Linked DNA regions of Homo sapiens: region 2 is linked to region 1. A link is an interaction called in ENCODE POLR2A ChIA-PET data of the cell type or tissue named here. Cell type or tissue: MCF 10A. All regions are shown on one strand. Each heading gives the region's core, and the rest is flanking DNA. Links, peaks and the distances in the headings are about the cores only.

What was found. Peaks named below come from ENCODE experiments on the same cell type or tissue, not always from the same donor. Only the 100,000 strongest peaks of a DNase experiment are listed, where the experiment ranks them.
Region 2: POLR2A ChIA-PET joins it to region 1 with 5 read pairs; 7 of 35 experiments call an interaction of 5 or more read pairs at or near these places.

What each region holds. Positions count from the first base shown.
Region 1 is chr12:57,779,799-57,785,164 of GRCh38, reverse strand. EEF1AKMT3 (EEF1A lysine methyltransferase 3) reads right to left here. Exons shown (of 3, transcript NM_015433.3): 3 at 2,624-4,910. The coding sequence ends at 4,519. TSFM (Ts translation elongation factor, mitochondrial) reads right to left here and starts at 2,378. Exons shown (of 6, transcript NM_005726.6): 1 at 2,307-2,378; 2 at 1,882-2,055. The coding sequence starts at 2,363. RefSeq lists enhancers at 2,325-2,394, 1,748-2,617. In MCF 10A, for the core only: a CTCF peak has its summit at 2,473 (motif pointing left); a DNase peak (open chromatin) is centred at 2,444.
Region 2 is chr12:57,724,095-57,729,460 of GRCh38, reverse strand. AGAP2 (ArfGAP with GTPase domain, ankyrin repeat and PH domain 2) reads left to right here. Exons shown (of 19, transcript NM_001122772.3): 14 at 1,084-1,143; 15 at 1,376-1,524; 16 at 1,690-1,780; 17 at 1,879-2,101; 18 at 2,232-2,487; 19 at 2,667-4,264. The coding sequence ends at 2,909. It overlaps AGAP2-AS1 (AGAP2 antisense RNA 1), which reads right to left and starts at 3,221. Exons shown (of 2, transcript NR_027032.1): 1 at 3,083-3,221; 2 at 1,105-2,496. RefSeq lists enhancers at 1,370-2,003, 2,004-2,639. In MCF 10A, for the core only: CTCF peaks have their summits at 2,466 (motif pointing left) and 3,210 (motif pointing left); a DNase peak (open chromatin) is centred at 3,240.

The sequences.
Region 1 (5,366 bases), core at 290-5,289:
CACAAGGTCAGGAGATCGAGACCATCCTGGCTAACACGGTGAAACCCTGTCTCTACTAAAAATACAAAAAATTAGCCGGGCGTGGTGGCGGGCGCCTGTAGTCCCAGCTACTCAGGAGGCTGAGGCAGGAGAATGGTGTGAACCTGGGAGGTGGAGCTTGCAGTGAGCCAAGATTGTGCCACTGCAGTCCAGCCTGGGGGACAGAGTAAGACTCTGTCTCAAAAAAAAAAAAAAAAAAAAAAAAAAAAGATATTTCAATAAAAAAAGTTGTTGTTTTTTTTTTTGAGACAGAGTTTCACTCTTATTGCCCAGGCTGGAGTGCAATGGCACGATCTCGGCTCACCACAACCTCCGCCTTTTGGGTTCAAGAGATTATCCTACCTCAGCCTCCCGAGTAGCTGGGATTACAGGCCCTTGCCACCACACCAGGCTAATTTTATTTTTTTTTAGTAGAGACGAGGTTTCTCCGTGTGGGTCAGGCTAGTCTCGAACTCGCAACCTCAGGTGATCCGCTTGCCTCAGCCTCCCAAAGTTCTGAGATTACAGGCATGAGCCACCACGCCCAGCCAAAAAAAGTTTAAAATTTTAAAAACAGAAAAAAGCTCACAGAAAAAGTGCATAAAGAAAAATATTTTGGTACAGCTGTACAATATGTGTTTTATGCTGTTATTACAAAAGAGTCCAAAAATTTAAAACATGTTAAAAGTTTATAAAATAAAAATGTTACATTAAACTAAGGTTAACTTATTATCACAGAAAAAAATTTCTTATAAATGTAATGTAGCTTATGTGTACTGTGCTTTAACGTCTACTATAGTGCACCATAGTGTCCTAAGGCAGGCCTTCATATTCACTCACCACTCACTGACTCACCCAGAGCAACTTCCAGTCCTGCAAGCTCCATACATGATAAGTTCCCTATGGAGATGTATCGTTTTTTATCTTTTATGCCTATTTACTGTACTTTTTCTATGTTTAGATACACAATACTTACCACTGTGTTACAACTGCCTACAGTATTCAGTCCAGTAACATTTTGTAACGGTTTGTAGCCTAGGAGCAGCTGGCAATTCCATATAGCCCAGGTTGTAGTACAATATACCATCTAGGTTTGTGTAGGTACTCTATGATGTGCATAAGCCAAAATCTCCTAACGACGCCATTTCTCAGAATGTATCTTCCTATTAAGAGACGCATGACCGTACAGGCAAAAACTACACAACTCTGAAAGATTAAGATGTCTAAAGTCAGCCGGGCGCGGTGGCTCACTCCTGTAATCCCACCACTCTGGGAAGCCGAGGCGGGCGGATCACCTGAGGCCAGGAGTTCGAGACCAGCCTGGCCGACACGGCGAAACCCCATCTCTACTAAAAATACAAAAAAAAATAAAAAATAAAAAATAAAATAGCCGGGTGTCGTGGCGCACGCCTGTAATCCCAACTACTCAGGAGGCTGAGGCAGGAGAATCGCTTGAACCCGGGAGGCGGAGGTTGCAGTGAGCCAACATCGTGCCATTGCACGCCGGCCTGGGCCACAGAGCAAGACTCCGTCTGAAAAAAAAAAAAAAAGTCTAAAGTCAGACAGTGTGGGGGCCCCACAATTTGACTCCTGAACAATCTGACTCCAAAGCTCACACAAACCCTTTCAGCTCCAGGCAACAAGAAACACCGTAACAGTCTGGTTTGTTAATCCTGGGATACTCAACTGCTTTCAAATAAGACAAAGTCAAGGCCAAGGTTGTCATTTAAGCCAGATTTCCACTTAGGACTGTGCCATTATGGTCACTGAAGAGCAGTCTAACTTTATGCTCCCCAGCGTGACCGCCCCAAGAGTCTGAGGTCGAGCTCTAGTACTCCGCCCTGCACCCCTCCACACACACACCTGTTTGAGGTCCCCGCCACAAGTCTCCAGAGCTTTCTTGCAATTTACAAAGGAGTAGCCTGTTTTCCGCCGCAGCTTCATGAGGAGCTCCTTGCTGGAGGCCGAGGCAGACAGACGGGGCCCAGCATAAAATGTGTGCCTTGGCTGGGGCGACTGACGCAGAAGAGACCCAGCCTAGATGAGATAAGAAAGGGATGAGGAGCAGGAAGCAGCAAACTCCAGAGGGTGAAGGGTACACGGGCAGGGAAGCGACCTTAGGGAGCGGACAGTGTGCAAAGGGGGGTGCACCGGGGCTGGACTGGGCAGAGGCAATGCTGTCGGGGAAGGTGAGATGGAGTCAAACGAGGTTGGGAGGAAGGGAAAGGTACAGGCGCACAGGAGAGCTGCAGGGACAGCAGGTCGGTACCAGCACCAGGACTTCTCACCGGGTAGCTCCCGGTCCGCGCGACCAGAAACACGCGCAGCGACCGCAGCAGCGACATCTCTCTAGCCGCGATAAACACCCTCCGGCGGGCGCACTGGTGAGGCAACAAACCTACGGCGCGGCGGAAGGGCCAGAATTCTCCAGCGGAACGCACCAAACGAGTATGGTGCCACCTGCTGGCCGGAGGAACACAGTCCTCGCCTCTACTTGATTTCTTGAGACGACACATTTCATACGGGAATTACCCCCCACCTCCCACCCCAGGTAAAATAACAGAAACCAAGAAATAAAGTCGTCACAAAACAACAACACAAGAAATGTGGGTAACATTTTATGTTTATTTTCAATGCGCATTTATATTCATTATCCATTTATGACTCACAACAAACTTGTGTGGTTGGTGAATGGGTTCGAGAATTTGTCCAAGGTCACCTAGGAAGGCAGGGGTGGAATCCATTAAACAAAGCGAGTAAATATTTATTGAATGAGCACAATATCTGTTGAACACCTGTTGTGTGCCAGGAACTGTGTTAGGCTTCAGGGGTTTAGACAGGAGTAAACCACAGCCCTACCCTCCAAGGTAATTTAATGGTGAGAAAATGAGAATCACAAATGTCCATGCAAGACAAATTAAGGTCCCATAAGATGAACCTTATGGGTCTCAGGGAGAAAGAAATCACATTCAAGCAAGAGGCTCAGGAAAGAGGCAAAGAATAATGAAGATTTTGACAGGTGGCAATAGCCTTTCAGGCAGAGGATTATCATAAAGAGTGTGAAAGAAGTCAGAAAACTTTAGTGTGGTTTTAGAGAACAAAGAGTACATCTTTTGTAATTTGGCCAGAGGTCCAATACACGTAGCAAAGGAGTAGGAAATGCAATAGGAAGGTAATTTTGGATCACATGGACACAGACTAAGTACCAAGCAGAGGAGCTTGTTCTTGCTTCTACAGGAAGTGAAAGCTAATCAGAGCTAATTTTGGAAGATCACAAGAGTTTGCGGAATGGACTGAAGGAGAAAGCATGGAAGCAGGGAGTCCAGAGAAGGTGACTATGTGCCTAAGCAGTAAGTAAAGAGAGCCCCAACCAGAAGTACCAATGTGGGAAGAGAAAAGAGGTTAAGGCAAAACACATTAGGAACTGTGTTAGGCTTCAGGGGATTAGAGATTAGGAAGGAAGGACTGATGAAGCTAAAGAAAAATCAAAGATGAAAAGAACTTAGTACTAGGTACAGTATTCTTCTGCACACAATGATGTTCCGTGATCAAGGCTCTAACTCTGGAAAGCATGAAGAAATACAGTCCAAAGGACAGCTCTGCAGCCTTAGCTTCAGAGCTAGGAGGACTTGACCCAGTTAGAGCCATGGTTCCACTAGACTCTATCTCTAAAAAGCAGGAAATGGGTGGTTTGAGGCTTCTTCCTTCTCAGCTCCTGAGTAAAAGTTGGGTTCTTGCACAATAGATTTTTAAGGCTTAATTCTTTCTTAAAAAAAAAAAAAAATCCTAGGCTAGCACAGTGGGCCATGCCTGCAATCCCAGCACTTTGGGAGGCAAGGCGGGTGGATCACTTGAGCCCAGGAGTTTGAGACCACCCTGGGCAACATGGCGAAACCCTGTCTCTACTGAAAATACAAAAATTAGCCGGGTGTGGTGGCGCATGCCTCTAGTCCCAGCTACTTGGGGAGCTGAGGCAGGAAGATCATCTGGGCCTTCAGAGGTTGAGGCTGCAGTGAGCTGTGATCACACCACTGCACTCCAGCCTGGATGACAGAGTGAGACCCTGTCTCAAAAAAAAAGAAAAAAAGAAAAAAAAATCCCACAGAATTTTTTTAAAGTCCATTCTGTGTAAACAGCAACAGGAATGGAAGTGATCAGTGACAGTCTGTCTACAATCACTGCTCTCACATCCCATATATCTCCCTTACCCCCTAAAAATCCTGGATACCTTACCATCCTCCTTCTCTGAGAACAGGAGCCAGGAACCTCCTTGGTGTTCTAACACTAGTGCTGCCAGAACTCTGGGATTCCTTGTAAGCAGGCACCTCACTGCACCTGCCCAAGAGTATCTGGGGTAACAAAGAGGGAAGGAGGAAAGTGAGAGAGGCCAGGGAAATCCATCCTTTTTGGTCCTCATGTTTGTGGCTCTGGAAATATGGTTTTTGAGATACACAGTTCCTTCATTAGAGCAAGAGATTGAGAAGAACAGCAAGGGTGATGTCAAGCAGGTCTTGGTTCCCTGTGCCTGGCCCTATAGATGTTGACATTTTCATCCTCATCCCGCTGAGCCAGCTCCAGTTGGAAATGCTGGGGCAGGAGGTGCTGAAAGAAGCTCTCTGTCCCATGCTCCTTTCTCATCTTGGAGGCCAGATAGATGGTGCCATGGGGCCTGCACAGGTGTTGGAGGGTCCCCAGCAGCAGAGGGAAGGTGGGTTCCAGGTACACGATATCAGCCCCCAGCACCAGGTCATAGTTTGCAGGGAAGACATGATGGTCAATCCCCCAGGACAAGGCACGCACCTGGGCCTGGCCTCCAGCTGGCACATTGGCCTGGACGTTGCCCTGGATCTGTTCTAGGGCCAGGGGCAGGTCAGTGATGGTAACATCCCCCCCTGAGAGAGAGGAAGGAGGAAAAATGCAAGTCAGAGGAACCAACCAAGGGTTCTTGGCTCCTGCCTGGAAGGTCCAGAGACCTCAGAGCATAGAGGACAATGTCTTGACAGCCCAGAGCCCACACTGGCTTTTAGTTGCCTCAACCTCCATTTCACCCACTGCTATTCTCATTACTCTACATTCTACAACATCAACATTCTCTCTGAGCTAATCTTCAACCTCTCTGGCCAACACACAACAATCAGATGTCAGCAGAAGCCTGGGCAGGACTAAGCTGGAGATGGGTTCTGTACCCACCCCCACTGACACAAGCTCGCCTTAAGGGTCTGGAAAGCTTCCCAGAAAATGTGACCTCAGCTGAGCCCTAAAGGACAAGTAGGAGTTAGTCAGGTGGAGCTTTCCAAGAAGAGAACAGTGAGTACAAAGGCCTGGGAGTGAAAGAGCATGGCATATTC
Region 2 (5,366 bases), core at 278-5,277, 56 kb after region 1:
CCTTGTTCCCCAGCTAATTCCTTTCCCCAGCCCCTGTTCTCAACGATGTCCATGTCTATAGCTCCTGCTCCCTCTCCTAATGACGTTCTAGTTCCTCTTCCTTCCCTCAACTCCACTTACCACCCCAGCCCCTGCACCCGGCAGCCCCGCTGATCCCCAGTGATTCAGCCCCTTATCTCAGCATCTCCCACTGATTCCCCAGATCCTGGATTCTGTGACCACCCAGCCCCTTCTCCCAATAACTTTCTTTCTTTTTTTTTTCTTTTCTTTTTTTTTTTTTTTTTTGAGATGGAGTCTCACTCTGTCACCCAGGCTGGAGTACAGTGGTGCGATCTCGGCTCACTGCAAGCTCTGCCTCCCGGGTTCACACCATTCTCCTGCCTCAGCCTTCCAAGTAGCTGGGACTACAGGCACTTGCCACCATGCCCGGCTAATTTTTTGTATTTTTTAGTAGAGACTGGGTTTCACTGTGTTAGCCAGGATGGTCTTGATCTCCTGACCTCGTGATCTGCCCGCCTCGGCCTCCCAAAGTGCTGGGATTACAGGCGGTGGGGATTACAGGCATGAGTCACCGTGCCCGGCCTTCTCCCGATAACTTTCTATTGCCAAGTGCTCCCCAACAGCCCTTGACCATAGTGATCCCCATTCTTGTCCCTCAGTGATTCCCCGCACCCCCACCGCCACCAGCCCCAGGGCCCTCTCATCTCAGCCCTGCGCCCCAGCTTCTGTCCCCTTCCCCCGTGTTCACTCAGATCCTGACCCTCCCTTCTTCTCCCAGAGGTCCAGCTCCTCGCTGGTCTTGATAACCCATCCCTGCTGCCCCTGCTCTCTGCCGGGTGCTCAGACCCAGGTTCCAGATCTGCCTACTCTCATGGCTCTTGGCTTCTGTTCCACTCTGCTCCGGGGCCACTGACTTTAGTTCTGCTTTCTCTCCCCATCTGTCTGTCCTGCTTTGTCTCTGGCACTCTGTCACTATCTCTCTCCATCTCTCCATCTACCTGTCTTTTTCTCCTTCTTTCTTGGTCTCTCTTTCTCTGTTCTGCTCTCCATTCTATCTCTATCTCCTTCGCTTCGGGAAACCAGCCAAGCGCAAAATGTGGAAACTAAAATCCTTTGGTAGTTTAAGAAATATTTATAAAGCAGGTAACAAGTGGGGAGCCGGGAGGGGCGCTCAGCTGGGGTGCAGAAGGGTGGGGGTGCCCCCGCCTTCCCCTGCATGTGCTCGGGCTTCCTGCTGCCCCCCACCCTCTGCTTTCCCTACCCCCACTGCCCCACTCCCAGGGGCTCGGGATGGACATCAGGGAGGACGGTCTTGGGAAAGGCAGCCCCTGCTTGAACTCTGTCCCTTAATGACCCCATCCCATCCCCCACTCAGAGGAAAACTTTGAGTTCCTGATCGTGTCCAGCACGGGTCAGACGTGGCACTTTGAGGCAGCCAGTTTTGAGGAGCGGGATGCCTGGGTCCAGGCCATCGAGAGTCAGATCCTAGCCAGTCTGCAATGCTGTGAGAGCAGCAAGGTCAAGGTAAGAGTTTGAGGTGGAGTGGAGGACTGGCCGCAGGAACTGACCCTGGTGCTGACGGCCATTGGCAACGACACGGCCGAAGTCGTGTGAGAGGAGAGCAGAGGTGTCTGAGAAGGAGGTGGGGCTTGGAGGCAGAGTCAGTGCCAACCCAAACCCTCTCTGCAGCTGCGCACAGACAGCCAAAGCGAGGCCGTGGCCATCCAGGCGATCCGGAACGCCAAGGGGAATTCAATCTGCGTGGACTGCGGGGCCCCCAGTGAGTGCCAGGAGGCAGCGGAGGGGCTAGGGAGTGTAGTGAATGCCGGGGTGCCTGTGCTGCCCGGCTGGGAGCCGACCTCTACGCTCCTTCCGCAGACCCCACGTGGGCCAGCTTGAACCTGGGCGCCCTCATCTGCATCGAGTGTTCTGGCATCCACCGCAACCTGGGCACACACCTGTCCCGCGTTCGCTCGCTGGACTTGGACGACTGGCCACGGGAGCTGACCCTGGTGCTGACGGCTATTGGCAACGACACGGCCAACCGCGTGTGGGAAAGCGACACGCGAGGCCGTGCCAAGCCCTCGCGGGACTCTTCGCGGTAAGCGTGAGGGAACAGAGCGGGGGGAGGGTTGCTGAGGGTGTGCGAACCTGAGACGGTCCCGTGGGTAGGGGCAGAAGTCCTGGCTGGGGGTCCCTAGAGCCTTTTCCGTTGATCCCTGGTCTTGCAGGGAGGAGCGCGAGTCGTGGATTCGCGCCAAGTACGAGCAGCTACTGTTCCTGGCGCCGCTGAGCACCTCGGAGGAGCCGCTGGGCCGCCAGCTGTGGGCCGCCGTGCAGGCCCAGGACGTGGCTACCGTTCTCCTGCTTTTGGCCCATGCGCGACACGGGCCGCTCGACACCAGCGTAGAGGACCCACAGCTGCGCTCCCCACTCCACCTGGCGGCCGAGCTCGCCCACGTCGTCATCACGCAACTGCTGCTGTGGGTACGTGAGCTGGGGGGAGGAAAGGGGGTCTTTGAGGCTTCATCTCGGAAAACGCCTGGCGCGGGAAAGCCCGAAATTCCCAGAGGGACCCCGGAAGTAGGCTTGGCCATGTGGGGGAGGCGGCGCCGGGTGTGGGCGCCCTGGGGACGCGCGGTCACGCGGCCGTTTCCGCCCTCTAGTACGGCGCGGACGTGGCGGCCCGTGACGCCCAGGGCCGCACGGCGCTGTTCTACGCCCGCCAGGCTGGAAGCCAGCTGTGCGCCGACATCCTTCTCCAGCACGGCTGCCCGGGTGAGGGCGGCAGCGCGGCCACCACGCCCAGCGCGGCCACCACGCCCAGCATCACCGCCACGCCCAGCCCCCGCCGCCGGAGCAGCGCCGCTAGCGTGGGCCGCGCCGACGCCCCGGTTGCGCTGGTATAGTTGCCCAGCGGGAGAGACACCCCCATCCCCACGCGGGCCGGGCACGACCACACCGGGCGGACCGCTGGACAGACGCACCCACTCACCTCTCCGATCCGCACCCCGCCCCACGGGAGCACTTCCTACCCCCACGAGGGCACAGCCCCCACGCCTTCCAGAAGACACAAACTCACCTCCCTCTCCCCAACGAGGCATGGAGACCCCAGCTCAACACGCCCCCTCTCCATTGTTTCCACACTCGGATTGCTCTGGGTCTACCCGCTCGGGGTTCGCGGAAGGGGAGGTCCCCAGCGGTACGGGCTCCTAGGCGCTTGGACATGCCCGCTTGTGCCCCCTAGGGGCGGAAAGAAGACCCGGTCCTGCCCGAGCTCAACAATCCCAGGGCGGGAGCCCATACCCAGGCTGGCTCCTGGGGCGACGCCACGCCAGAGGGAGGGTTTAGTACATGGGAGGGCTAGCCCCGGGACTTGGGGCCAATACGGAAACCCTACCCCTTCCATGCTCATCTCACTGCCCAGTGAAGGGGGCAAGGGCAGCGAGGGGCAGGACCCCTGCTGCTCATGGGGGTGGGGGTTCCCAACCCTTTCCGTGAAAGGGACCGTGAGTAGTGGAAACCAGGACGTCCCCTACACCTACCCATGGGTGGAAGCTAAAGAGTCCGGGGGGAACCAAGAGCCTGGGTCCCTCCCACTACTATCTTGGGAGGGAGAAGGGATGGAGCAGGAGCGGGCTAAGAGGGCTGCGGGGGCCTTGTAATTTATTGCTTTGTTCCCCAACATGGGGATGGGGGCGGGCAGGGGCGTGGGGAGGGCGTTTTGGGGTAGGGGAAGCCCAGGGTGGGCAGGGGGTGGGTTGGGGTGGGGGTGCTCTCGGGTTGTGTCTGTGACCGTGACTGCGTACCTGTGACTGTGCAGCGCCCGTGGTGATCTGGGGTAGGGGGCACCCCTACAGTGGGACCCCTCCCCCATTATTCTTTCTGTCCAGCCCCTCCCTCCCACTGGAGCAGCTCCAGAGCCATTCCTCACCCCCGTGACCTCTCCCAGCCAGGGCTGAGAGGATTCGAGGTGGCTGGGAGGGTTTCCAGGCCCCCTGCCCCTTCCCCACAAACTGGGTGATAGGGCGGACTTACCTGGCCCAGCCCTGCCTCCCTCAGCCAACCCAGCCCTTGGGCTGTCTGTGTCAGTGGTTTCCGGTCTTTTTTTTTTTTTTTTTTTCTGGCTAAAATAGTTTGCAAAGGACCAGGTAATTGGGGAGGGGAGAGAGGTGGGGGCAAGGGGGAAATGCCCCCCCATCTCCTTGGAGGCAGTGGTGTGAATCTTCTTCAACAGCAATTAAAGAGGAAGTGATTTTGTCTAGGGGGTGAGCTGCTGGTCTGTTCTTGGAGGCAGGTCAGGGCATGGCCTTGGTCAAGATGGGGTACTGGGGTTGGACAGGGACAGGCAGAGGTGCCTCCCACTGGGGCTGGTGGCAGGACAGTACCCATGGGCATGGAGGTGGTTCCATCATGTACAACAGTTCTGGGTTCATGTAGTGGAGGACGTGGGCAGGTTGGAGTCAGTGGGGACCCTGGGAACAGAGAAGGCACTGACTCTTAAGATGATGCCAGTCCTGGGAGAGTTGGGATATGGTACTTAGAGGAGAGGACAGGCCCATGGAGAGGGGTGGGAAGATGGGACAGCTTTGTTTAAGAGCAGGAACTTTGGAGACAGATCTGATTTTGAAACCTGCCCCTCCACTGCACAGCTAGGGGACCTTGGTGGCATCTGTTTATCTGTATTCTGAACAGTATCTGTTCAGAGGGCACCTGAAAGGCGCTCCAGCTCTGAGGAGGGCTGCCCCGAGCCAGCCTGCTCACCGTGAGCACTAGGTACCAGAGTAGAACATAGAGTAGGGGTTCCTCCCCTGGCCTCGTCAGGGGGTGTTCCAGAGGGAAGGGGTGGGAGACCTCCTGGGAAAGATTTCCCAGCTAGCTGCAGAGGTCCCTGGTGTCCACAAACTCAGTGTCAGCTGATGCAGGCATTTATCCACCTCCGTGCCATCAAAGGGACCACCAAGGCCACAGCGGCCTGAAGCCGGTGCTGCCTCCATGAGCTGCAGTGCCACTAGGCTCAGCACATAGCCAATCCTACCATTTCTCGAGGGCAGCTGAAAGTGTTTACTCAGGTAGAGGGGCTGGACAGGGTAGGGTTGGGTCAGCAGCCAGTGCAGGTTGGGCACAGCCATATGTTGTTATCTACCTTGAGGAGTTAGTTGGTAGCACCAGCATCTTTGGGTAGAATTGCTTCTGACCCTTGGTGCCCACCAGCCCCAAGAGGTTCAGCTGCAAGTGTGCCACTGAACTGAGGACACAGCACCAGACCTGAATCCAGTTCACATGGAGGCTGCGGCTCTACAGGGTCCTAGGCTGTGACCACCCAGCACAGCGGCGTGACCCAGGAAAGGTGGATTCAACAGTGC